2 separate regions of the Homo sapiens genome follow, and region 2 is linked to region 1. The links are chromatin loops, found by intact Hi-C in ENCODE. Cell type or tissue: GM12878. All regions are shown on one strand. Each heading gives the region's core, and the rest is flanking DNA. Links, peaks and the distances in the headings are about the cores only.

Region 1 (11,411 bases), core at 2,381-10,380:
GTTCCAAGGAAAATTCCACAGGTAGTTTGAAATTATACAGAATCTACAAATTCACTTGGGGAGAACTGATCTCTTTATAACATCTTTAATATTTCTATCCAGGCTAATGATATGTCCTTATACATTGAAGTATCCTTTGTACAGTTTTATATATTTCCTTTTCTTGGTTAAAAAACTCTAATTATTCCTATGTTTTCACTTTTATTGCTATTGTAGATGATATTTCTTTATTATAATCTCCAAGTGGTAATTAATAATATTCACAGATTTCATAAGTTTTGATATTTATGGTCAATCTTCCTAATTCATGAATATTCATAAATTTATAACTATACCACATAGATGATATGATCAAGAGCAGGGGCTGTATAATTCATAGCAATAATAGCAAACAAGCTGGTGATAAATAAATGCACTGGGAATGATTAAAGAATAAATAATACTTTTTAAAATCTTGGCTTCCTATATGTATGCTTCCTATTTTTGTTACTAATTTAGTGTGTTGGCCAGGATCTAAAAACTATTGCATATGATGATGATTGCAATCATCTTGGTTCTAGCTCCAATTTGAATGGCAATTTTAGTCTTGTTTTTAAGGTGTAATATTGGCTGTCAGTCTAGAACACATTCTTTATCATGTTAAGTAAGGATTCTTCTGGCTTAAGAATAATTATTTTTGGAATGGATATTGATTTTTAATACTTATGTCAATACTTTTGACACCTGTTGTCATTATATAATTTCTTTTGTTTGTTTTTTGTTTTGAGAGACAGGGTCTCAGTCTGTTGTCCAGACTGGAGTGCAGTGGTGTGATAACAGCTGACTGCAGCCTCAACCCCCCAGGCTTAAGTGATCCTGCCACCTCAGCTTCCTGAGTAGCTGGGACTACAGGCACACAACACCACACCTGGCTAATTGTTTCTGTAGAGATGAGGTTTCGCCATGCTGCCCAGGCTGGTCGCAAACTCCTGGGCTCAAGCGATCTGCACATCTCAGCCTTCCAAAGTGCTAGGATTATGAGTCACTGTGCCTAACCAACATAGTTTCTTTTACTTAGCATTTTGATGTGTTTTTTTTTTCATATAATAACAGTGAATTTCCATATAGTCTTCAATTCTGATACAAATCCTACTTGGTAGTATTTAGTGTAAAGATTTAAATGGATTAAAACATATAAATTACTAGTGAGCACTCAACAAATACTAACATTTCTATTATCATCATTTTGGTTTTGATGTGCTGCTAAATTCTTATTTAAGAGGCCAGGAGCTTATAGTCCAAAAACATTTGCCCAGTCCCCTCTCAGCCTAGAGACTGCCTTAGGACAAAATACAACAGAAGATTTTGTGAGCATCTGAGGTTAGCGCTCAGTGCCCACCCAATCCAGGTCTAGATTCACGGTGTCCACTCACCTAGAACCAGCATCAAAGGCCACAGCAACATGAGGACCTGTCCTGGAAAACCCAAAGGAAGTTTATCTTGGAGAATGACCATACAATTCAGGTCTGAGTACAGATGCTCTCCACAGTGGCACCCATGAGCATTGCCTAGAAGATTTCGAAAAAGGGAAGCCAAGGATACTGCTATTTGCTAATTGCCTTTCTTCTGCCATGGGTCCTAAGGAAATGAAGTTGTTTTCTTGTTTTTAAGTCTTCTTAAATACAGGGTGACATTATGGCTGAAGTAGACAAGAAGCTATCCAGGAACTTTAAGACCTGCTATCCTGTTAGAAAGTTTCAAGTCTCCTTAGCTTCTGTGTCTGGGGGACTTCATTCACTCATTTAACAATTATCTACTGAGTATTCACTGTGTTTCACTGGTTGCACAGTATTGACAAAAGTGACATGATCCTTATCTTTATGTAATTTCTAGTCTAATAAGGGTAGAAAGACTTTATAGAGAATAACATGTCCTCTATTTCCTATTAGAATCTAAAAACTTGATATCTTTCGAGAGTACTTCTTATCTGCCATTTTCTATATACCATTTGGTTCCTTATAGATTCTATTTTGCCTACACCTTGCAAAAAGTCCTATGCTCTAAAAGCTATTGGCTCTCTCCTTGGGCAAAAATCTCAACTTCTTCATCACTATTAAATGAGTTAATATGTGAAAGCCCTTCAAATAGTGCCTGGCATATATGATACATAAATAAATAAAAAAGAGACGACTATTTGTCTCAAACTTGGCATGCACTAAACTGCTCCAGTCCACTTCCAGAGTATATACTGCCCAGCTTTTCCTCACCCAGTGGGTCCTTAGTGCTCCATCGATTTTACAAGTATCCCAGGTTTCTTCTATGACAGTTCCATGGCTGAGTGTGTGGCCAGTGCTCTGAAGCTTGTGGGTGACAATGATACCATAACAGTGTCCAGGAAGCTTCTTTGGAAAGAATGTAAAATGGTCTTCCCAGTAGTGGATTCTACGGTTGAATGACCCTGGCGCTTCCTGAGATATAGACAGGCCCTGAAAACAGTGTCAGGGAGACACTGAGGAGCACTATCTGTTCAGGAGCAGATGACTACCTTCCTCCTTGACCCAAATCTTATTTTTCTTTCCTTTCCCCTCATTCTCATTCCAGGTCCATCCATCAGTGCTTTTGACTGCTGAACTCAAGACATTTATTCTCTTTTCCAAAGTAGAGATTAGTTGTCTATTAGAGAGCCCATAGAGGCTCCTAAAGAGCTATTTCTTCTAGAATTAAGGAGGGTTAAGTTCTTCAATCCCAAAGACCTGTTTATCTTCTTGTAGGTGGAGGTCACTGTTCCCCGAGCCATTCTCCACACTCCTTCCCAGACTACAAGTTCACACAAACATATGGAATCAGTACGGAGTGAGGACACTTTCTGTCACATTTTTGTTAAAAACCATAAAGTGGTCTAAGACTTTACTGGAACATATTGTTACATGTAAAATGATTCAGCACATAACAACTGTTTGCACAGGTAGAACTGACTTCTTGAATTTGATATCTACTTTTTATGAAGAGATATAGATACAATTACTTCTACCTCAGACATTATTTCTATTCTTTTACTCCTCTGATTGCAGTATGTTGCAGTTGGGAGGTGGAGAAGGGAAGGTTTTGGAAATCTAAAAAGGCCTTCTCTATGCAGTCTTGCTTAAATTTCAAGTATGGTAGTAATAATAAACATAATTGTCATCATCATCATAGCTCATACTTATTAAGCACTTACTTAATGTCATGTGTTGGGCTAAGGAATTCATTTTCTTCTCAGGAAACCCCTATAAGTTAGATTATGCTGTTATTCACATGTCAGAATGTCTTCAGAGTTAAAACAAATTGCTGCATCTTGCACCTTCTTATTACTAAAGAAGAGGCACAATACCTGGTGGATATCTTTGGAATTTGTATGCAATATATCCTCATTTACGTGCACAACTCTTACCCATTTGCTGAGGAGCCCATAACACTATTAATTCTGAGTGAGGCTCAGGGCAAGAGAAGGCTCTGCAATAATTCCAGATTGCCTTGAAAGCTGCTTGACCACTTGAGACTTGTGGTGTGGTAGATCCGATGTAGCCTGAAATGACTATAGAAAATATGGATGTTGTATAGTGCTTCTAAGGGTCAGAAAAGGAAAATTAGAGCACAGACTTCTAGAATTTTAGATAAAAGTTATACTCTCTTCTGGAGATAATGTTCTTTTAGGATACAGCATCAAGTTTGCCTAGACCTTACTAAAAACTTAATACTTAACATGGGACATCAAGTGACCACGCAATCTGCAATTCGAACTGCTCATCATGAGTGGGGTTTTATGTAGCCACAAGATTGTACATGCACAGCAGCAATACATCTATATATATATGATGTATATATGACTGGGTTTAACAAGGCATAAGTAAGTTGTATGAGCAGGTGGCTCAGACTGCTAAGGTACCAACTTTTACTGCATTCCCTCCTCTCCTGCAGTTCACATCTATAGCCTCATGTGGAACTCCTTTTAACTAGATAACTACAGAAGGAAAACCAGGGCTTGCTTCACAGATGATTTAGTAAAATATGTTAGCAAAACTGGAAGTGGACTGTTGTATTACTGCAACCACAATTAGTATTGTTCTTGAAAGAAAGTGATGAAGGAAATCCTTCAAAGGGGGCAGAACTTAAAGTAGTAGCAGTAGTAATGGTCATCTACTCAGTCTGGCTTGAAACTACATTAATCCTGATTGATTCAGCCTTATAGTTGAGGTTCACTGAGCTCCCCTCCTTGGGCTAGGAAGTCTGGCTTTTTGGCTAAGGAGATAGAAACAGCCCTGGGAAAGAGAGACAGTTACAACTTTCAGAGCAGAGGTACTCAGAGGACTGGGTCAGAAACAGGCTGAAAGTTCTCCGCTCCAGCAAACAGGACATGTAGCAGAACACTCATTGCCTTCCCTCTACTGAGGGTGTGATAAACCTTAAATACTAGAGGAGAAGACCCATGCTCTACAAGTCAGCAATTAGGTAAATTAGACAATTTCAGAAAGTGGCAAATTATTTAAAAGAAACAAAATAGAAGTCAACATACGTGGGCAGAAAATATGAAACAACCAATGAAATAACTAGTATTTGAGTGGCTAGCAAATTTCAGACCTAGATCCAATCTCTTTACTTGTTTAATTCATTCAATCCTCACAAAAATCTTAAAAGATGGATATCATTGTTCCCATTTTACAGATGAGGAAACTGACGCATAGGGAGGTTGAGCAGTTTGTCCAAGGACACAGAGGGCAGGTAGAGGAGTCTGTCTGATTGCAGGGTCGAGGTAGTTCCAAGGATCCCAACAACCTCCCACTTTCTGATTCCAGCTTGTTTATGACCTTCCTGCTTAGAATTCTGACAGCTATCCATTTTCCTTTACCATAAATTACCGTTTTTACTTAAGGTTGCATAAGTGGGTCCATGTTCCCTGCTACCAAAAGAGTCCTATCAGTATTTATAAATAAAAGAGTAATTTCCACTTTCAGTAGACTTAAACCTGCATGGAGAGGAAGGCTCTTCTCTTTTCCTTATTAGCATTGGACGCCTTTCTTTCCAACAGGTCCTGAGGGACAAAAGGAGATTGTATGAAGAAATATTTGAAGGATCCGGTGGACCTGAAGCTGAAACTAAATGGCAGGGTTGGATATTGAAAGCAGATAATGATTATAATGGTATTACTTTATTCTAGGCATGGAACACGGATTTATCTGTAAAATTCCTTTTGTGCATATTTGTTTTCAGGGTCCATCTCAATGGAGTTATATCAACTACTGCACCCTGAGAAGATTTATAACATGGAATTTGGTCCATCAACAACCACTTACAAAATCTGCCTTTCCCTTTGAAGATCTCTTCTGTCTCCCTCATTGGCATTTCTCAGCAGATACGTTTATTTTGTAAGGCAGGACCTGCTCGCATAAAATGGAAAGCAGGTGACCGGAGTGGAGATGAGTGTAACCACTGCGCTTCCTTGGCCTGAGATGATAGAAGACCAAACTCTGGCAGCTGTTAGAGAGAAAGGGCTTAGATAGATATTGATGAGTCTCCTGTGCACTGGTCAGAGAGTCAGTCTTGCCCGGTGGTCATGAAGAAGGTACAGAAGTCACAGATTATTTTTTCTTCCTCATGGAGCTGCCAAAAAGGAGACACCAGAGATTAGCATAGAACTGTTAATTTTTCAATCTTTTCAGTTTGTAACCTTTGGAGAACTTTCTCAAGAACCCACTAACCACTACTTCCTCTTTTTGTGACTACTTCTCTCTGTTCTTTTTTGACTCCACATGGTGTATGTAAAGCAGCCCTATCCTAGCAGAAGGGCTGAAGAAACAGTAGCTGCTAAAGAATAATCACAGTAATTGCCCATGGACAGGAAAGAGGGTAAAGGTCCATTTTAAGAGTAGTTTGTGTAGATAGGTTCACTCAACGAATCCAAGGAAGGGAGAGATAAGAATTTATAATTGTCAGGAAGAGAAGAATTTGTAAATATGATTTTACCACAAAAAGCAGAGTAAACAGAGGAAACTGAAGCATCAAGGGAACCTGTAAGAGGCTCCTACATTGTCAGTTATATTCTTATTTATTTATTTATTTATTTATTTATTTATTTATTTATTTTTTAGTAGAGTTGGGGTTTTGCCATGTTGCCCAGGCTGCTCTTGAAATTCTGGGCTCAAGCAATCTACTGGCCTCAGCTTCCCAAAGTGCTGGGTTTATAGGCGTGAGCCACCATGCCCGGCCTTTTGTCAGTTATATTTTTGACACACATGTCTCTTCATTCATCAGCAAGGCACTGTTTTTGTCTTGGATATTAAGAGTTTTCTCCTGTAAGTGTGTAGCACAGAAAATAATTAATACTTTAATCTATATGCCACCATATTCACTTTTGCAAAAAATGAAGCTGCTCTATAGACTGGGTGGCCCAAGGGTTATAGTTCTCTTGAACGGTAACCCTCAGTCCATGATTCTGAAATGGTCTTTTTCTGTTAGCAATTCCTATTTCTAATTCTTTCTCTCCTGGACCTAATTTTATGAGGTTTTGACCATCAAAACACCACACTTTAGAGAACACAATTGGAGAAGTGACTTGTCTCCACATTACCTGTGATAATTTCTTCTCTTAATCTCAAACTCAGATGAAGTCTTGGTTCCATATTTAGAGAAGTTTCAGTAGAAGTCCTCATGTCTTAACCTATGGCTAAGCAAGATATCTTGGTAAATTAGCACATGTTCATAATCTATTAAATAACCTTGGTAGGTTAAAGATACCATAAACAAAAGTAAAAGGCAAAAGACATACCATAGATATCTATATCACACATAATTAATTAAAGATTACTATCCTTAGTTCATTAAAAAACTCACATAATTTGTTAGGAAAAGAGTATCTTAACTTGTTGAAAATGTGAAAAATTTTTATCCTAAATGGACTATTGATTAAAAAAAGAACACTCCCTGAAACACATAAGATTATATTCTACTTCACTAATAGTCAAGTAAATTAAAATTTAAACAATAAAATGTAATTTCTGTTATCATTTTTGCAAAAACAATAAAGAAAGTACAGCACCCAGTGTTGGAACTCATAAATGATTTCCTGCTGGTGCCATACAATGTAAAAACTTTCTGGATTATGAGATGCAAAGTTCCGTATACTACTTTTCACAATAAAAGTTTATTCTGAGGAAGAGAGGAAAAGATTTCATCTCAAAGTTTTTACAAAAGCAAAAAAACAAAAATATACAGAAGAATGGTAAATTAGGGTACGTATATAGATGCAGTATTATAAAGCTATTAAACTCGCGTCTTAGAAGAATATTTTTAAAGCATGAAAAGTGTTCAAATATGTAAAATAAGCATTTAATACAATTGCAGTCCAAGTACGTAAAATGCATATACACACATATGTAGATACATCCTGAATAATGCAGACCTTACTGACCAATGAGTATAAATATGTCCATTCATAGTTAAGCTAGAATTTCACTTCTGGAATAATATTGTAAATTCCCTTCAGACAAGCCATCTAACTGGTAACAATCAGACAAGCCATCCAACTGGTAACAATTATATGTTACATAAAATACAGAAAATGACTACCTGAGAATTCTGAAGAGTAAAAGAGCAGCCAGGGTGTAGTGGGGAAATGAAATTTGGAGAAGTGACTGGCATAGCAGTTAGTTTTCCATTTTTATTGTAGATTTGATTTGTGGATTTGTTTTTTGTAGCAGAGAAGGCATATTGTAGGTTGGTAAGATTTTTGGTAGCTCATTGTCTTTCTGGCCAGAGGATCTAAAAAGGGAGTCTGATTAACCGCAGTTACTAGAAGGTGGAGGGAGAATTCCATAGAGGAGAGAGCCAGAGAAGGAAGTCCCTTAATTTTCTGTGTGGTTAAATACACAAGTTCAGGCTGACACCTGAGCCATATAAGCACAGGACTGTCTAAAAGCAGTACACCAAAGAACTAAATAATTGAATTAAGATTTAAACCACCACCTATGGAAGGAAAGGCAGAGCTTACACATTGAGTCTAACTGGGTTAAATGCCTGCTAAGACAAAAAACAAAAACAAAAACAAAAACAGCATGCTGGATGTCACAGAACACAGAATCTATACAACATAACATTAAAATGTCCAAGATAAAATGAAAAGTACTCAACATACAAAGAAGCAGGAAAATGAATTCAATTTTTCAGAATAAAGACAATCAATAGATGCTAGCTTCAGATGCATCTGATGTTGGAATTATTTGATGAGAATTTTTTTAGTAGGCACAATAACTATACTCAATGAGATTTTAAAAAATATATAAAATGAATAAAAAGGCAGGAAATCTCAGCTGAGATATATAAATAGAGAACCAAATAGAAATTTTTGAAATAAGTCTGTAACATATTTTAAAAATTTACCAAATGGACTTACAGTAGAATGAATAGGACAAAGGAAAGAATCAATAAAATTAAAACTATATCAATTAAATTATTCATCTAAAATATAGAAAGAAAGTTTGAAAAAATAAACAGAAACTAGGGACATGTGGGACAATATCAAGTCTATCAAAAACTGTAACATACATATATTTGGAATCCCAGCAGAAAAGGAGAGAAATTGGACATAAAATAATATTTAAAGAAATTGCAGCTGAAATCTCCTCAGATTTGGTGAAAAACATACATTTACAGGTTTGAGAAGTTCAATGAACCCTACACAGGATAAATTCAAAGAAAACCATACCAAAAACATAACCAGACTACTAAATATCCAAGATAAAGACCAAATCTTGATTGTAGACAGAGAAAAAACAAATTTTTAAAGAAAGGGACAACAATTATCAAACTTGGTTTTTATATTGAGCAAAAATATCCTTCAAAAATGCATGCAAATTTTTTTTTTTCAAAAAATAAGTAAAGCAAAATGTAGAGACTAACTGTCAGAAAACACTACAAGAGATTCTAAAGAAGTCCCTGTCGGAGACCAGCCTGGGCAACACAGTGAAACCGCGTCTCTACTAAAAATAAAAAATTTGCTGGGCATGGTGGCTCGCGCCTGTAATCCCAGCTACTCGGGATGCTGAGGCAGGAGAATTGCTTGAATCCGGGAGGTGGAGGTTGCAGCGAGCCAAGATCGCACCACTGCACTCCAGCCTGGGCGACAAGAGCAAAACTCTGTCTAAAAAAAAAAAAAGAAGAAGTCCTTAGGCTAAAGGGAAATGAAATTAGAAATAATGGGGATCATTAGAAAAAATTAACGACATTGTAAGTGGTAAATATCTAGGGAAAAATAGAAAAGACTGCATTTTTCTGTTTAAGTTATCTAAAATATAAGTACTTAACAAATTATAACAATTTTTCGTGGGATTTTTAAAACATACATTGATATAATGCCTATACATCCATCCTATAAATGATTGGACACTTATGGGATATAAATGAAAGGATAGGACAACCATCTTATAAATGATTGAAGGGGTGGACATATATATACCTATCAATTTCAAGATTCTACATTTTCAGTGGAGAGGCAGAGTATCAATTTTAAGTAGGCCATGAAAGATTAAGAATGTATATTGTAACCTCTAGATCAACCTTTGAAAACAATACAAGGATGTATTACTAAAAAGAAAACAGATACATTAAGATGGAATACTAAAATTTCAAATGATTCGAAAGAGAAAAAGGAGAAAAAATGAACAAAAAATGGTGGAGCAAATGGAAAATAAAAATTTTTTAAATTCAACCATATTAATAATTACCTTAACTATGAATAGTATAAGAATTTTAACTGAAGGAAAAGATTATCTAAATAGATTTTAAAAAGTAAGGCCAAAGTATATGATGCTTACAAGAAGCTCACTTGAAAAATAAAAACACAAACAGATTGAAAGTAAAAAAGATGGAAAATGATATGTTATTTAAACAGTAAACATAAGAGAGCTGAAGAGGTTACATTACTACTGAATTAATAAACTTTAAGACAAACAATATTATTAGACAAAAATAAGGTGTTTTATTTTAACAAAAGGGACTATTTCAGGAAGACATTACTAACGTGTGTGCATTTCTTACTAGGGTCTCAAAATATATGAAGCAAAAATTTGTGGTATAAAAACAGAAATAGAATAATTCTACAATCATGGTAAAAAATTTTTAACATTGCTTTCTCAGCCGTTGGTAAAATGAGATAAAAGCACAAAAAATTTGAACAACACTCACCACTTTCTTGATTTAATTAATTGATATTTATAGAACACTCTATTCCGAAACTGTAGAATATACATTATTTTCAAGTGCACATGTATGTCACCAAGAGAGACCATATGCCAGGCCATAAAACAAGTGCTGATAAATCTGAAAGGACTGAAATAATATTATGTTCTCCAACCACAAAGTAATTAAATTATAAGTCAGTACCAATAAGATATTCAGGAAAATCTCAAATACTTGAGAATTAACAACATATTTTAAAACAGCAATGTGTTGAAGAAAAAATGAGTATTAGAAACTATTTGGCACTGAATGAAATACTAAAATATGTACAAGTAATCTAGAAGAATGCTGGAAGGGAAAAGAAAAAAAAATAAAAATCAGAGGAAAACAAGAAACAAATAATAAGATGGAAGGCCTAAATCTAACCATATCAATGAGGACAATATTTGTGAGACACAGCTAAATGAGCATTAGGAGGAAAACTGATAGCTTTTAATGCTTATATGCAGAAGAATGAAACTAGACACCTATCTCTCACCATATACAATAAACAACTCAAAATGATTAAAGACTTAAATGTAAGACCTGAAACTAAAACTACTGGGAAAAAAAAAACAAAGGGAAAATACTTCAGGACATTTGTCCAGGCAAAAATTTTATGAATGAGGCATTAAAAACAAAGGCCACAAAAGCAAAAATAGGCAAATGGGATTTTATCAAACTAAAAAGCTTCTGCACAGCAAAGGAAACACTCAACAGAATAAAGAGACAAACTATTCGTCTGTCAAATGATCAATATACAGGATATACAAGGAACTCAAACAACTCAACAGCAAAAATGAACCAAACAAAAACAATCTGATTTAAAAATGGACAAAAATCTGAATACACATTTCTCAAAAGAAGACATGCACATGACCAAACCAGCATATGAAAAAATTCTCAACATCATTAATTATCAGAGAAATGCAAGCCAAAACCACAATGAGACATCATGTCACTCCAGTTAGAATGGCTGTTATGAAAAGGACAAAAAGTAACAAATGCTGGTGAGGATGCAAAGAAAAAGGAACTATTGGTGAGAATATAAATTAGTATATCCACTATTGAAAAGAGTATGAAGGTTTTTCAAAAAAACTACAAATAGGCCGGGAGCGGTGGCTCACGCCTGTAATCCCAGCACTTTGGGAGGCCAAGGCTGGTGGATCACTGGCGGTCAGGAG
Region 2 (11,411 bases), core at 2,254-10,253, 56 kb before region 1:
TCTTTCTCTGTCCTTTTCAAATGCATGTAAATGTTTACACTGGTTAAATAACCAAAACAGCATGGTACTGGTACCAAAATAGATATATAGACCAATGGAATGGAACAGAGGTCTCAGACCTAACACCACACATCTACAACCATCTGATCTTCAGCAAACCTGACAAAAACATGAAATGGGGAAACGATTCCCTATTTAATAAATGGTGCTGGGAAAACTGGCTAGCCATATGTAGAAAGCTGAAACTGGATCCCTTCCTTACACCTTATACAAAAATTAACTCAAGATGGATTAAAGACTTAAATGGAAGACCTAAAAACCATAAAAACTCTAGAAGAAAACCTAGGCAATACCATTCAGGACATAGGCATGGGCAAAGACTTCATGACTAAAACACCAAAAGCAATGTCAACAAAAGCCAAAATAGACAAATGGGATCTAATTAAACTAAAGAGCTTCTGCACAGCAAAAGAAATTATCATCAGAGCAAACAGGCAACCTACAGAATGGGAGAAAAATTTTGCAATCTACCCATCTGACAAAGGCTAATATCCAGAATCTACAAAGAACTTAAATTTACAAGAAAAAAAAACCCATCAAAAAGTGGGCAAAGGATATGAACAGACACGTCTCAAAAGAAGACATTTATGTAGCCAACAGACACATGAAAAAATGCTCATCATCACTGGCCATCAGAGAAATGCAAATCAAAACCACAATGAGATACCATCTCATGCCAGTTAGAATGGCGATCATTAAAAAGTCAGGAAACAACAGATGCTGGTGAGGATGTGAAGAAATGGAAAGGCTTTTACACTGTTGGTGGGAGTGTAAATTAGTTCAACCATTGTGGAAGACAGTATGACAATTCCTCAAGGATCTAGAACTAGAAATACCATTTGACCAAGCCATCCCATTACTGGGTATATACCCAAAGGATTATAAATCATGCTACTATAAAGACACATGTACACATATGTTTATTGTGGCACTGTTCACGATAGCAAAGATTTAGAACCAACCAAAATGTCCATCAATGATAGACTGGATTAAGAAAATGTGGCACATATACACCATGGAATACTATGCAGCCATAAAAAATGATGAGTTCATGTCCTTTGTAGGGACATGGATGAAGCTGGAAACCATCATTCTCGGCAACCTATCACAAGGACAGAAAACCAAACACCGCATGTTCTCACTTGTAGGTGGGAATTGAACAATGAGAACACATGGACACAGGGCAGGGAGCATCACACACTGGGACCTGTCAGGGGTTGGAGGGCTGGGGGACAGATAGCATTAGGAGAAATACCTAATGTAAATGACAAGTTGATGGGTGCAGCAAACCAACATGGCACATGTATGCATAGGTAACAAACCTGCATGTTGTGCACATGTATCTTAGAACTTATAGTATAATAATAATAAAAAAATAAGACTATTGCCTGGCTCACAACCCAGGGAAGTCCTGGGAACCACCTTTTTGAATACAAACATCTAGAGAGATAGTTCCTCCGTCTCTCTCAGTTCCTGTGGGAGAGTAAGGACCTAACTTTGGTGGGCTCAGCTTTCTCCAATGTGCTAAACTACCTGCTGTTGTAAAGACAGAAGTTTGTTTCCCTTCAGTTACTTAAGACAGGTTGTCTCGCCAGTTACCAGGATAAAGTTAAGATGAACTAGTAGAAGAAAAGTTGCTGTCAGGCCCTCTTACTTGAGGCCTAGTTATTGTTTATCTTGAAAACATGTATGCATGGGCTGTATCTAATTGGCTGTATGAGGGGGTGGAATTCCTTTCTGACTTTGCAGCTTCTTAGTGGGTTGTCTGTGATGCTCATCATATTCTGGCTTATTGTTGTTCAATAATACCTACTTTCTCTACTACCGTTGTAGAGAAGATTTCTGAGCTGGGAGGAGATTTTGTTTTTAATTATATATCTTCTAAGAAGAAACTGTTTCCGAGGCTCTTTTTAATCTGAATGTTTATTTTCTGAGTTTTGTAGTTCTGACTTTGTGCCGGCTAACAACAAAAGTAACTACAACACAAATTATTCACTATTAGAAACATTCACTCAAACGTCCTTACCAATATAATACTACTATCTAGCCTTCTCCAAGATAAGTGCTTTGGTAGGCTAATCTTTCAATGGGTGTACAAATGAAAATTGATTGCTATTTTAGATTCTGTTGAAGATGCAGTAATTTATAAACTCGGTAAAAGTTATGTGGAACCACTGCTCTGATGAGTCATAAAATCACTAAAGAGTATGGCAGAGCAAGACCTATTAACGATTATGAAGGAGAAATCTATAATAGGGAAAACACTTGTTTGGCTCTCAAAAGTCAGTCCCAATGCTCTTCTCTCTAACCTTCTGCCCACTAATGTGTTTGAAAAAATGAAGTATTAACTTTCCCACCTACATGATCCAGGTCTGAATAAAGGGATGTCAGAGAAATAATGCTAGGGATGGACTAGGGAATAGGGATTCTGGGAAAATCTTCTTCCTTTATTTGAAAGAAGAGATGCACACTGGGTGCTCTTTGACAGCTTCACTTCCCTTCTCCACCTGTCTCCCTACTTCTCCCCATTTTCTGCCTTGAACAAAGTCATGATGCCTGGAGCTGTGGCAGCTACCACATTTTGAAAAGTCAATATTAGATTCATGCTTTGCCCTACAAATTGCCTGTGGTAATGTAACTTCTGTGAAGTAGAAAATAAAACAAATTGTTTTCATTTGTATTAATTTTCAAAAATAAAATCTCAATTTTGGGGATTGCTATTTACTATGAAATTTTTAATAGAATAAATTATTTTCTCCTTGGAACCTTTTTTACTCAGATGAGGACTGTCTACATTTAAAGATTTTCAGGCAATTACTTTTTTAAAGCTTAAAACTTTAAACATTCTTGCCTTTGCCCAGAAGAACTTCCCAAATAGATCTTTTAGTTACATCTAAATGTGAAGAAAATGCCCTTCCTCTGTTTGAGGGGAAAAAGAAAATTGTAAAATAACCCAACTGCATGTTTTACATGAAGAAGCTAAATGTTCTGTTTGGTAAGGTGAAACATCTCTGTGTCTCTGCAGAATTTATTTTATTTTATTTTTCAGATAGAGTCTTACTCTTGCCCAGGCTGGACTGCAGTGGCCTGATCTCAGCTCATTGCAACCTCCACCTCCTGGGTTCAAGTGATTCTCCTGCCCCAGCCTCCTGAGTAACTGGGATTACAGGCATGTGCCACCACAACCGGCTAATTTTTTGTATTTTCAGTAGAGATGAGGTTTCACCATGTTGTCCAGGCTGGTCTTGAGCTCCTGACGTCAAGTGATCCACCCACCTCAGCCTCCCGAAGTGCTGGGATTACAGGCATGAGCCACTGTGCCCAGCCTCTGCAGACACTTTTTAAAAAGAAAATTCTGTCTTTAAAGGTTTGGACAGAATACTCTATGTCATCAGTGGGAATGGGGCTGTGTTTCTGCTGAAGAGAATAGAAAACCCTACCAGCTATATTCCTGGGAAGCACCTGGATGCAGGGCCATTGGGACTTAGGCAATAGGTCTTCTACTGGAGGGAAGGAGAGTTGATTTCCTTTGATGTATGCAACTAGACTCTTCTTTGCTCTGAGGAAGCTGCCCCTGCTATGTGCAGGTGGCCCTATGGCCAGGAAGGGACATAACTTTTCATGGCCTTCGTGTGTTTGAGACTGAGTTGATGGGCTCTGAGGTTAACCACATCCCTAGCTGCAGTTAATTCAAGGCACTTTTTGTATTTCATTTCCCCATTCTAGAACCATTAGCAAAGTCTGCCAAGTTATAATCTTGTCTCAGGAAGGGTGTGTGGGAAATAGTCTGTGTCCAAGGCACCGAGGAGGGGAAGAACAGCAGAGTTAGGAGCTGCAAGAGACAGTGCACCTCAAGGGGGCCAAGGCCCTTGCTGGCTCCAGCAGCTCCTAGGGTGCTCTATAGGAATGGCCAAAACACCTGTGAGGCAGCTGCCTATAGAGGATGGGACTTTTTGCTGACCAGTAGGATAGATGGAGACTCAGAGTCATCATAATTTGAGCTATTAACAGAGAAGTGTGTCTCCATGGGATGCAGAAGTTGGGGATAAATTTGTTACACATGGTTAGTGGAAAAGCTGCTGGAGCCCCAGCCTCCCCCTCTGAAGTATTGGCTTATTTCTACCCTTTTCCTCTTGGGATGCTATGCATTCCATCAGGCTTGGCTAGAATCCCACATCAGGCGGGGTGACAGCTCCTCTTCCTGTGGACGCTGTGACACATATCCCAGGCCCTGCCATGTTTAGCCAGCACAATGGCAGTTTTGGTTTAAGAGAGTCACCCCCAAATAGCCTGGTTCTTAGGGTCAGAGTCACCACACGAGCTGATGTCTCTACATCCCTGCAGCACTCAGGAAAAGGATGAAATGGACAACAGGGACTCTTGTAAGTATTTGAGATAAAATATAGTTATTAGGGTATCTAGAGACATAAAGGAGCAAAGAAAATAAGGACTTACCAGATTGTCCACAGACTGGAGCTGAAAGAGAGTAAAGAGCCAGCCATCAGCGTAGGCGAAGAGTCCCGAACTATTCACCCTGAGAGCCCATACACTCATATGCTACTTCCAACCAAGAGGAAGAGAAACACGTTCCATTCCATCCATCCCAGGGAAGCGGGGAAACACAGTGGCCAGACGCTCAGGCTGTGGACTCAGACAGTCTGGTTTGAATTTTAGCTGTATGACCCAGGGCAAACCACATGAACTTTCAAGTCTCAGTTTTCTCATTTGAAAAATGAGGCTCATGAAAGCGACCTCATAGTAATACTGTAATGAGTTAGATCAGTAAGGTTTCAATTAATGGCTGCTGTCATTAATTTTTTAGTATGGGGCTGCTGCTGATTCCTCTTCTCTTGACTCAGAACACTTATTATCATAGCTAATTTGGAACTCAAAATGAGACAGACAGTAGAGGGTAGTAGTTAAAAGCCTAGTTTCCAAAGTTAGATTATGGGTTCGAATCCTGACTCTGCCACTGTACTAGCTGCATAAACCTCAGGGACAAGACCAACATCTTTGTGCCTTCATTTCCTCATTTGTAAATGGGAGTTATAAAAGTTCCACCTGATCAAATGTTAGAGAATTGGATACATTTATACATGGGGTGCCCTTAGAAAAGTGGGATGTAGCCAGGGCTTAGCACAAATTAACTGACATCCTCACACATTATCCTGTAACTATTTGTGTAATATTTTTCTCATATTGTCGAGTCAGATGTTCTTGCATGTGTACGTTGAGGTTCTATTGAGAATGTCACCTCTTGAGGGCAGAATCTGTGTCCTTCAGGTCTCTGCATCCTCTGTGGTGCCCAGCAGTGTGGCATGCCAAGTATACCCATCCACTCACTCCTTAGTTCCTATCATGTGCCAATCACACTAATAGGTCTTCCCTTAGTTGGGGTCTGGGGATCAGGTGGGAACTAGACAAATACGCTTAATAAATATTTAATGAACAAAAGACTGACTGTTCTTTAATTCCCTAGTTTGAGCAACTAGGAAATCCGTGCCTCATTTGGACAAACACTGACAAGTGGTACAAAAGCAGGAAGAAAAAAATCAAAGGGAAATCATCTTATCTCTTCTCTTCTCATGCTCTTTGCAAACATCAGAACAGGTTTGAACTTAGAATACAGAGAAGGAAATAACTATTCTCAGCAGGTGATCCTTTCTACCTGAGTTCACAATCAGGACTTTATCCTTCACAAATAACTCAGTCCATCTTTTCCTCTGGGTCCTCATGCTCTGTGACGTAGGGACTGAACCTAGCCATAGGTTTCTTTTTGCATAAACAAAATAAGTCCATTTGGGGGTAAAATGATTTTCCATAGGCAATTCATAGCAAAAATAGATGAGAAATACATCTTTGGAAATCAATTATTATCATTTTCCCCTTCTACCAGTAAATCATTATCTTTCCTTTTTGTTCATTTTCTGCTGTTCTAAAATGGGAGTAAAAATCCATGATTGCAGCAGCAGAAAAGAGGGCTTTTGCTCATGGTGAGGCTCAGCTTTGCAGCAAGCAAAGGTCTCCTCCCCATCACTTACCAAAGGCCAGCAAGGACGCCCACAGCAGCATGGAAGCCTGCTCCAGGATTGGAGAAGGAGTTCTGAGGAGACAAGCCAGGTCAGCCCAGATTGCCAAAGCAGCACTTGCCTACACCAGCACCAGCAGTGAGCTCAGTAAGCTTCTTCTCTGCATAAAGCTGATTGAGATAATGAAGTGAAAGGGGGAAGTAGAGGAATCTTTCTGAAAACACCAAACAGCAATGTGGACCAGTGTGAGAGAATCCAGACCACAAAAATCAAAATTTAATAGAATTAAGTACTGCTGTGACATCCTGGGGTGAATCACTTCTCAAGGCTAAAGCTACTCTAGTTTCAGAACTCTCTAGGCTCTGTCTTTCAAGGAAATCACAACCTATTCTCTCTGCTACTAGAGATGAGGTGAGATTGCAGGCCTATTGAAATCCACATAATCTAAGGATGTCCCTGAATATCCCCAGAGATGAAGAATTTCTCATTCAACACAGAAAAGGCCTCCTCTGACCGCTGATACCTCTACTGGAACACCTCCAGCAGGCCGTCTGTAGACCTGATGAAACATCTCAATCACAAGACAACTCTCACCTTGTCTGATATATATGAAAATATCCTGACTCATCAGTCCAGGGGGAAACCACAACTTTTGATCTGAGTAGAAGGCAAGCTGAGGAGTAAATTATAGCCCCATCATGCTCTTCCTAGATAATAGGCCATAACATTTTTACTTAATGTCCTAGAATCCAAAATTTGCTACAGGAATGTCTTGGCAAATATATATTGATTGAAATACATATGCCTGGTATCTGGTGGCAGAGAGAAGAAGTTGTGATTTCCTTGAAAGACAAGAGGCTAGAGAGTTCTGAAAATATGATGGCTTTAGCCTTGAGAAGCGATTCACGTCAGGAAGTCAGAGTGGGTATTTAAATAATTCTATTAAATTTTGATTTTTGCCATTTGGATTCTTTCACACTGGGCAACATGCTGTTTGGTGTTTTGAGAAACACCTAATGCTCTCCCTACCCATAACAAACCTGCACACTCTGCTCATGTATCCCAGAACTTAAAAAAAAAATTAAGAAAAAAATGGAAAAATCCGTAGTGACGTTTTTTGGTACGTATAATATTTTGGTATGTATAACTCTTTAAAACTTTTTTATGCTATTATCTTGTGTATATGTATGTGTATATATATATATATATATATATATATATATATATATATATATAAAATGTTAATGGCAAAAAAAAAGAAACACCATGGTGCTTCAGGTATGGTGCCAGGTGCTGGAAGTACAGTGTTAATCAAGACTTGGAAAGCTTTCATTCTGGTGGAGAAGACAGCAAGTCAACAGGAAATTACATAGAAGTGAATTGTATGTAATTTCTGAGAGTCCACTAAGAGGGAAATCTGACCCAGTTCTGGGGATGCATAAGAGGCTTCCCTGAGGAAGTAACATCCAAGCTGAAAGAATATCATTCTAGGACTGAGAGATGAGCATGCACTAAGATGGAAGGCAGTTATCGTGACCATCACCATCACATCAAGATATCTGTGAATAGATAATAGACATAGGATGGATTAAGAGTGGTCTGTATTTTTCTAATATAATGTTTTTCTATATATCTGTAATAATTTATTTTCTAACTAGGGTTTGTATTGAACATCAACTATATTTTAGACAATGTCCATGGCCTTAGAAGAATAAAAAGGTGAATAAAGTGCATCTCTCTTAAAGACTTTAAAAAAGTCAATGTGGTAAGGGCCAGAGTAGACATAGACACAAGGAACCATAAAGACATAGAGCTGTCAAGGCGGCACATGGGTCCTTTGTCTCCTTGCCGTGTGACCGTGCTGTCATCTTTCAGCTGCCTTCATTTGTCCCAGGAGGAGCAAGGGTATAAAATGGCAGTCAAGAACCTGATCTGCAGAATCCCACACATCTGGATGAAATCTTGACTTCACCTCTTGCTAGTTGGGTGACTCTGGTCAAGTACTTAGCCTCTTTCACACTGGTAAAAAGGAGATAAAAATAATGTCCAGCTGAAGTGGATGTTGTTATTGATGTTTGTATGAATACATTAATGACATAGAACTCTCAGCTTAGTCCCTATGCTGAGAACTATTCTGTAATACTAGAAGTAACAAGTATAATGAACTAAAAAGCACTTTATAATTGACATAATATCCTACCAACATTTTTGTATTCCTTATAACACTGGAAAATAGTATTTAGCATGAGTTTAGAACTCCAATATTTATTGACTGACTAAGGATTGAGGGAAGTTGAAATCATATTGCCTGTTTTCTTGTTTCTACCATAAGTTTTGCTGAATGAATAGATTTCAATTAGCAAAATAAAATTTCACATTTATGATGTTATACAAGATGTCCAAACACAAAAATCATATTTATTTACAACTACTGTGTAAATGTTTAAGTTTACGTCAGTCAAGTACTATTTTTGTTGTGGTATTTAAGTCACTGACAGAAATATTTTAGTTATTGGTGCCAGAAGTGTGGTTAGTACTTTGAAACATCAGCCAGGAAGTACATATACCATGATTTATTAAGCAATTGCTTGACTAACCAGGAACTTTTAGATTTTATATTAACAAAGGACAAAAATAATTGTTTTCAATGAGAATGTAAGAAACTGAAATTTTTAAACTTTTCTAATTTTTTTTTGAAAAACATTTAAACCTTTACAGTTTAAAAAATAAATTTTCATTTTGGGGTAATTCTAGATTTATATAAAATAGTAAGGATAATACAAAGAGTTCCCATATAGGAAGCCCTCACCTGTTTCAATTTCCCCTACCGTTATCATTTCACATCATGGGGGTGCATTTATCAAAACTAAGAAACCAAGATTGCTACATTACTATTAATTACAGGCTTTATCCAGCTTTTTTCAGTTTTTCCATTGATACCTTTTTCCTCTTCTAGTATCCCTTCTAAGATACTACATTACATTTAGTTATCTTTGCTCCGTCTCTACATTACTATTAATTACAGGCTTTATCCAGCTTTTTTCAGTTTTTCCATTGATACCTTTTTCCTCTTCTAGTATCCCTTCTAAGATACTACATTACATTTAGTTATCTTTGCTCCGTCTCTACATTACTATTAATTACAGGCTTTATCCAGCTTGTTTCAGTTTTCCATTGACACCTTTTTCCTCTTCTAGTATCCCCTCTAAGATACTACATTACATTTAGCTATCTTTGCTCACAGACGTCTCTTCTCCATCTGTGAGTTTCTCAGTGTTTCCTTGTTTTTCATGACCTTGACAGTTTTGAGGAGTACTGGCTAGGTAGTTTGCGGCGTCTTTCAATCTGGGTTTGTCTGACGTTTTGGTCATAATTAAACTGGGGTTATGAGTTTTCACAAAGAATACTACAGCGGTAGAGTGTCCTTCTCATCACATTGGGGGTATGGAATCTCAACATGACTTATCACTGGTAATGTAAATTGTGATCACTTGGTTAAGGTAGTGTTTGCCAGGTTTCTTCGATGTAAAATTACTGTTTGTCTTTTTCTATATTCTTTCGTTTGGGAGCAAGTCCAGCCCACAGTCAGGGTGAGAGGTGAGGTAGGGGGATTTGTCTCCTTGTTCTTATTTACTTATTCATGTATTCATCCATTCAATCATTTATTTATATCACTATAGATTTGTATATTTACTTTAAACTTTGGTAACAATATAATGCTTTATATATTTTGTTGCTCAAATTGATCCAGCTTTGGTGATTGGGAGCTCTTTCAGGTCAGCTTCTTCTTTGTGCCTTTGAGAAACTCTCATCATTTTCCTTGTTGGAACATTTCTGTACTGTCTGGCACTACGAGATGCTCCTGGCTCATCTTACATTTTCCTGCCCCAACTCTAGAATCAGCCACTTCTTCAAGGAGCCCCAATTCCTTTCAGTAGAGACTGATATTTAGAAACCAAGATCTGAGTGCTGAGTATGGTCTTTACTACTACGGGAGAATCATACATTTTTAACTATGTGACAGGGAGTCTGTGGTCTTGTCAGTGCTTTATGGGTGGGAAAAATACTGGAAAGATAAATTTGTTGTTCTTGCTATTAAAAGACTCTTCTCCCAAATCAGTGGCTGTATACGTAATGATTTCTATAGCCATTTGTTAGTAATGGAGGAACAGCCGCTTGGAGTAATCAACTTTGAACTTCAAAGAAAAGGCAGTGAAGAAGCTCAATTACATTTATTTGTAGGCTGGTGCCATCTAGAAGCCGCATTTTATTTTCCATGACTACAGATAATAATATTTCTAGCCTTCAGTGGTAAAATATAATCTCCTTTTGTTTTAGAGACGTTTCCGAGATGATTTCTTGTTCTAAGTCGAGACTCTTCTATCTTCATGAACATACAGATCTTTTTGCTCAAAAACTTGTCCAAAGTGAGAACAGAATCGCAGGTTGTTAGTGCCCTCTATTCCAGATTCACAGATCCACAGTTATGTAGTAGAGGGTGTGAAATGGACACCAGATTTGAACTCTAAGGCCTGGCTATGGTTTTGCTTCATCACTTACAAGCTATGTAGCTGAAGGCAAATCCATTTTGTTACTTGGAGACGTTAACAAGAAAACTTTCATTTCCCCAATATTTTTATTTCAAAAAATTTTAAACCTTTCAAAAAAATGGCAAGAATAGTACAATAAATACTTACCTGCTCTTCACTGAGAGTTATCAGTTATTAACATTTAGCTATATTTGGTCAGTTTTTCCTGAGGGTTGGCCAAGGCAGTGCTGCTTGAGGGATGTGTCAGAAGCTTGGATGTGCGGGCTGGCTCGTTCCAATGTATTGTACTATGGGATGGAGCTGCGAGCAGGAATAAAAGTAGGAAGCTGTAAGCTTGAAACAGGAGACCAGAGCCTGCTTTCCTTGTCATACCTTGTTCTAGTATAAAATTCCCATTATCTTAAAATGTTATATTTGAACCCAGACTTCTAGGTCATTATGAAGGTATATTTGTCAAAGTAGGAGAATAAAACACATCTTATTAGCTTATTAGATTAATTTATAACTTTTTTTTTTTTGAGACAGAGTCTAGCTCTGTCGCCCAGGCTGGAGCTCAGTGGCGCAACCTCCGCTCACTGTAAGCTCCGCCTCCCGGGTTCCCGCCATTCTCCTGCCTCAGCCTCCCGAGTAGTGGGGACTACAGGCGCCCGCCACTACGTCCAGCTAATTTTTTATATTTTTAGTAGAGACGGGGTTTCACCTGTGTTAGCCAGGATGATCTCGATCTCCTGACCTCGTGATCCGCCCGCCTCGGCCTCCCAAAGTGCTGGAA

The links. Peaks named below come from ENCODE experiments on the same cell type or tissue, not always from the same donor. Only the 100,000 strongest peaks of a DNase experiment are listed, where the experiment ranks them.
Region 2: it touches region 1 in a loop (2.9-fold over the local background); 2 of 110 quality-filtered maps call a loop at or near these places.

The regions. Positions count from the first base shown.
Region 1 is chr1:157,647,596-157,659,006 of GRCh38, forward strand. It overlaps LOC105371457 (a long non-coding RNA gene), which reads right to left. Exons shown (of 3, transcript XR_922184.3): 2 at 6,584-6,679; 3 at 4,589-5,616. Among named protein-coding and RNA genes, the nearest start is that of FCRL3-AS1, 42 kb to the right of the region's middle. In GM12878, for the core only: no CTCF peak of the experiment used is centred there; a DNase peak (open chromatin) is centred at 5,726; H3K27me3 peaks cover 436 bases.
Region 2 is chr1:157,591,813-157,603,223 of GRCh38, forward strand. It overlaps FCRL4 (Fc receptor like 4), which reads right to left and starts at 6,273. Exons shown (of 12, transcript NM_031282.3): 1 at 6,102-6,273; 2 at 4,516-4,536. The coding sequence starts at 6,132. In GM12878, for the core only: no CTCF peak of the experiment used is centred there; DNase peaks (open chromatin) are centred at 3,739, 4,720, 6,329 and 6,609; H3K4me3 peaks cover 336 bases.